Regions from separate parts of the Homo sapiens genome. Here region 2 is linked to region 1. Evidence: read pairs that join two places in POLR2A ChIA-PET (ENCODE). Cell type or tissue: PC-9. All regions are shown on one strand. Links, peaks and the distances in the headings refer to the core of each region. The heading gives the core; the rest is flanking DNA. Region 1 has its middle 18 kb from the start of GTF2F2. Region 2 overlaps GTF2F2 (general transcription factor IIF subunit 2).

Region 1 (2,920 bases), core at 327-2,826:
AGGGAGAAAAAAAGGTTTGTTCTATTCAAGACAATCCTGAAGGGCCATTCTAACATCAGAGCTCACCAGTAGGGCTAGCTGAGTCTGTTGTTGGGCCTGCATTTATTCACCTTTCGATTTCTCCCTCTACTTATCCTGCTTCCTTCTTTTTCCTTCCAGGATCACTGATCCTAGGACTCCTTAATATACATGTTGGAGGGTAACTTCCTGAAAGTCTGTGCCCTAGGGGAACCACACTTAGGACAGTAACTGACAGCTGTTTGTAATTTATGAGTAGCTTTTGACATGTTCTCACTATCATCTTTAATCCTCACAAACAACACTGTCAGGCATTAACTATTTTTCTGCTTTTAGGATAAGAAAACTGAGTGTCAAGAGGATATTTGCCCAGGGCCATATAGCTTATTAGAAAAAAAGCTGGGGCCCTGTGCGGTGGCTCGCGCCTGTAATCTCAGCTCTTTGGTAGGCTGAGGTGGGTGGATCACTTGAGGCCAGGAGTTCAAGACCAGTCCAGCCAACATGGTGAAATCCCATCTCTACCAAAAATACAAAAATCAGCTGCGTGTGGTGGTGCATGCCTATAATCCCAGCTACTCAGGAGGCTGAGGCAAGAGAATTGCTTGAACCCAGGAGGCGGAGGTTGCGGTGAGCTGAGAATGCCCCACTGCATTCCAGCCTGGGCAACAGAGTGAGACTCTGTCTCAAAAAAAAAAAAGAAAGAAAAGAAAAGAAAAACAAAAAAAAGCTGGGATTTAATCCTGATCTCCTGACTCTGACAAAAGAAAACAAAGAAACAAATACAGGCCTGTGCCACGAGCTGGGTCACAGAATTTGATACCCAGACGCTGACTACTTACGCCTCTTTTCTATAACAAAGCTGCATTGTCATTTCTGAAAGCATACGCATTTAGATGCCAACATGTTCACCAGTTACACTCCAAAGCCAGAAACACTCAAAACATTAAAAAGACCAGCAAAATCTTAAAGTGTTCACTGTCTTAATGAGTTTTCAGATTTTCTCTCTGGGTAAATAACAGGCAAAATCTGCTGTAATTCTCTCCAAGCAATGGGGCACCTAGGACACAGAGATACCAATAGTCTCCTTAGCAACCATCCAAAATCAAGTTGCCTGAAGATGAAATCCTGATCTATTCATGCAACAGATCACATGGGGTCAGGTACTGTTTATCTCTCTAGCAGAAACCACCAGTCACTGGGATTTTAATTGTATCCTTATGATTTCTTTAAAAAAAAAAAGAAGAAGAAGAAGTAAACACAGCAGAAATGAGACCAGTTACTAATGAGCATGCAGTGAACATAAAACCTTCAGCTGGCTTCTTTAAAGCACATACTTTTGTAAAGTGTGCTTCAGAAGCCATTGCTTACATACACACACACACACACACACACACACACACACACACACGCTTTTTAGGGCTTCAGACGCTGCCTGTTATTCATTATAATTCAAAACTCACAAACCGAGCTCATTAGGTGAATGTTTGGTTCAGGAGGATTTTGCAGTCACATAGCCATTTGACTGTGATGTGTTTGCCTCACCCTGCATTGCTTTTTAATGAGCTTGCCTCCTGAAAAACCATAATACTGAGCAGTCCTGGGGTCAAACTGGAACTAAAGGATATAAATCAATGGCTTTTCTTTTTTTCTTTTTCATTAAAACAGGCTTGCTGAAGAAGCAGGTGGTAGGTGGTGACCGGTCATATAACTAACTGCTGAGTCCTTGACAGTTGCGGGTCTAAATTATATTTTCTGTCGCCTTTCAGAACACTATTTTATTTATTAATTTAACAAATATTTATTGATATGTTTTTGATATTAATATGTGTTGGGCACTCATTAAGACTTAAAAGTACAGATAAACAGTGGTATAATTAATTAACAAAATTTCTTTACCAACAAATAATCTGAACCATGTTGTTTCAACCCGTTTCTGCAAATATAGAAGACTAGAGATGCTACTGGCAGAATAGCGCCCTGTTTCTCCTATGCATAAAGAAGAGTCACACTATTTTCAAGGGCCAGTAAAGGAGCAATTTTGTAAAATCTAGTGTCTTGTCTTACAAATCAATTTTTCCTTAAGCTTTTGAAAAGAGTCACTTTGAAAATCTAACCTCTGAAGGGAAAAGAGTGCCATTTTAAAATGACAGCTGTGGCTTTTCCTTTACAGCTCTAAATGAGCTGTAAAGAGCTGTTGCTGCTAAATGAAGGCACTAGACCAAAGGCCCAAGGTACCTGGTGCCACTGAATAGTAATGGAGTTTAGTCCTGATGGTATTGCAGTTCTTTCTTTTTGCTTTCCTTTTTTTTTTTTTTTTTTTTTGAGACGGAGTCTAGCTCTGTCACTCAGGCTGGAGTGCAGTGGTGCAATCTCAGCTCCCTGCAACCTCTGCCTCCTGGATTCATGTGATTCTTCTGCCTCAGCCTCCTGAGTAGCTGGGACTACAGGCGTGCGCCACCACACCCAGCTAATTTTTGTATTTTTAGTAGAGACGGGGTTTCACCATGTTGGCCAGGATGGCCATTTTCTTTTTATTCTCCTCCCCATTTTGTTTTGTTCTGCCTAATAGCCTATTAATGGAATTTAAAAAGGTTTCAAGCCCCTTGGCTGGTGGCAAATATCAGCAAGTTTGGGCTTTATAATTACAGCTGAACCTCCTCTGCCACTTTTTCTAGCATGCCCTATGGGTTTGTTTTTAGAGATACTAGAAAGACACAACAGTAGATGCCTGACATGCTGTCAGAATCATGCTGTTTGTAAAATACTGTGAAATCTCCCATGATTTGTGGAGCAATTTTGAAAGTCAAGTCAGGGAATCTTAGACTCCTTATGGAGGGAATTTGTAGCAAGCTGGCAGCAGCAGTGGGCGTTTAATGTATGTGTTCATTCTCTTACTCCAATT
Region 2 (2,920 bases), core at 108-2,607, 150 kb after region 1:
TTTTAAAATGAGTTTATTTTTAAAAAAAAAATCAGTGTTTTCCTTTATGTAAAAGGTTAAATGCTTTGAGGATAAAAACTGCATGACACTGTATGAGTGATGAAATTGGCTTTTAGAATTGTAGAATTAAAATTGAAAGGAAAGTATGCTGCATAAACCTGAGTCTGGATGCAGTGGCTACAAATAAATTCAAGTGTAAGAGTGTGACCAGAATAAGCTACCGTTTATAAAGAAGCACTTCACTAAACAAACTGAAACCCTGAGGAATTTTCAAATTGTGAAGTAATGGGAACAATCATTTAATATGGAAGGAAGGAGCTAGTGCATGCCTCCTTCCTTGGATGTCTCATAAGATCAAATCGTGGAGATGACTGAAACAGGGAAGATAATTTAGCGGCAACATAACAGATTACCATTTAGAGAGGCCAAACCCCTGAGAGCTGATTGCATTAGAGGAGGATGGGGGGCCAAGATTAGGACACAGGTGTGTTCAGAAACAGGCTGACACTTACTTGTGTTTCCCACCCACTCCCATCCCCCACCAAGTTAACACATTTAGCTGTCCCGACACTTTGTAAACATTCCTATATCTGTCTTCAATCTTTTTTCTCTCTCTAAAGGTTTATCTCTTAGAAGCTTTGACATAACTTTCCTTGGAGGAATCATTTCCACCTAATCTTTTTGCCTTATCTCTTTTTTTTTTTTTTTTTTTTTTTGAGACAGTCTCTCTCTGTCACCCAGGCTGGAGTGCAGTGACACGATGTTGGCTCACTGCATCCTCCACCTTCTGGGTTCAAGCGATTCTCGAGCCTCAGCCTCCTGACTAGCTGGGATTGCAGGTATGCACTACCATGCCCAGTTCATTTTTGTATTGTTAATAGAGACAGGGTTTCACCATGTTGCCCAGGCTGGTCTTGAACTCCTGACCTCAAGTAATCTGCCTGCCTCCACCTCCCAAATTACAGGTGTGAGCCACTACACCCAGCCTGCCTTATTTCTTATAAGCATGAGCAGCTCTGCTCCAGTTTACTCTCAAAATGCACACCTTGGGATTAATATTTTCTTTTTATCAGTATGCAGTCAGTTGTCCTACCATCCCTCCATCACCCTTGTTCATCTTCAGTACTGCAGTTAATTATAGTATTAAATGCTTGTCTTCCACTAGAGCAAGTCTTTACTGCTATGTCTCCAACCTCTAACCCAGTGCCTGGCAGAAGTGGGTACCCAGTAAACACTTGCTGGATAATTGACAGCAAGAGGCTCCTTCCAGAGTCTGGCTGTGGCACAGCTGCAGCCAGAGGCAGATACAGGAGAATGGTAAGGAGAACTGGAGAGATACGCAGGGACTAGATCCCAAAGAGTCTTAAAGTCCTATGAAGGAACTTGTGCTGCACCCCGAGAATAGTAAGAGGCCATCGAAGAATCATTAATCTAAATCCATCCTTGGGTTGCACATCTCCCTTCTAGACTCTAGCTAGTTGATTTCTCAGTCTTAGCAAGAAAATTTAATCCTTGTTCATAGAAACTCTGTGTGGCACATGAAAAGCAAAGTATAATTGTAAGTATTATTTATGGTTACATATCCAGTAAGTTTCTAAAGACACTTCCAGAGAACTTTTTGTACTTTATAAAGTAAATCATCTTGTGTATTTAAAGGATAAGCATGGATTTATATGTAACTGGAATAATTTAAATATTTACATTTCCATACAGAAATGAGTATACTGAATTTGGGGATCTTGGTAAAAACAAAACCTATGGCATTTTTAGATTTCAAATTGAAAAGGCAATTGGTAAATATCTTATATCTTCTCAGCAATTTGATAGTATATACCTGAAAATAAGCAGAAGTAAATAGAGAATTATCTTCATCCAAGGAATTAAATAATAGGAATGTTATACAGACACCTTTTATACTTAATTCTGCTTTTGAAGGAATTTAAAATGGAAATTGTTTTTAATTTCTATTTTATTGAACCAAAGAATTTAAAGTCCCATTCAAATAAAATAATACATAATGTTAAACTTGTATTATTTTTTAATAGCCAGCATTTTTGTGGTTTTCAAATGAACCATCCAAGGAATTATAGTATTTCTTCTCTTTTTAAGAAAGTGTACTTCTTCAGGTTATAAAAGTAGTAAATACTTATTGCAGAACATTTAGAAAACAAACTTAAAATGCATCCAGTCTGATCTCTTCCTTCCCATCTTTCATGTTAGTTTCACCATTTAAAAAAACTGCCTTTTTTTTTTAATTAAAGGCAATTTTCTAACATCGTTTTCAATTTTTTTGCTGTAACCATTGCATCTCACTGCTTCCTATTGGATTCATTTTCCTTCTTACTGAAATAAATTCTTGAGTAGTTTCTCAGTGAGGATCTATAAATAATAAACATAAGCTTTTGTCCAAAAATGCTTATGTTTTACACTTACTCTTCAATTGTAATCTAACTAGATATGTTAGGCAATTTTCTTAAAAAACTGCAATCTTATATTTTGATATCTTGCTGATGAGTTTAAAAGGTACAGTGATAACTTTTGCATCATTAAAAATAGTTGGCTTAGAAAGCTGTACTTTTCCTTCCTTAAAACAGTTTTTTAAATTTACTGTGCTGATATACCAAGTGAATTAATTTTCTAAATAAGTAAATGATTATAAGCCTTGCTATACTTAATATAAAACAAAATATCCTAAGATAGCTACTTAAATATACATGTACTAGTCAGCTATTGTTTTATAATATACTATACATGGTGGCATATATTTTCAAAAGCAGTGTTTTGAGTTATATTTTATTTTCTGAGACATGGTCTCTCTCTGTTGCCCAGGCTGGAGTGCAGTGGCACAGTCACAGCTCACTGTGGCCTCGACCTCCCAGGCTCAAGTGATCCTACCACCTCAGCCTCCTGAGTAACTAGG

The links. Peaks named below come from ENCODE experiments on the same cell type or tissue, not always from the same donor. Only the 100,000 strongest peaks of a DNase experiment are listed, where the experiment ranks them.
Region 2: POLR2A ChIA-PET joins it to region 1 with 12 read pairs; 4 of 35 experiments call an interaction of 5 or more read pairs at or near these places.

Annotation. Positions count from the first base shown.
Region 1 is chr13:45,101,548-45,104,467 of GRCh38, forward strand. No RefSeq gene overlaps it. Among named protein-coding and RNA genes, the nearest start is that of GTF2F2, 18 kb to the right of the region's middle. In PC-9, for the core only: no CTCF peak of the experiment used is centred there; no DNase peak of the experiment used is centred there.
Region 2 is chr13:45,249,359-45,252,278 of GRCh38, forward strand. All of the region lies in intron 5 of GTF2F2 (general transcription factor IIF subunit 2), which reads left to right. Among named protein-coding and RNA genes, the nearest start is that of KCTD4, 50 kb to the left of the region's middle. In PC-9, for the core only: no CTCF peak of the experiment used is centred there; no DNase peak of the experiment used is centred there; H3K27ac peaks cover 386 bases.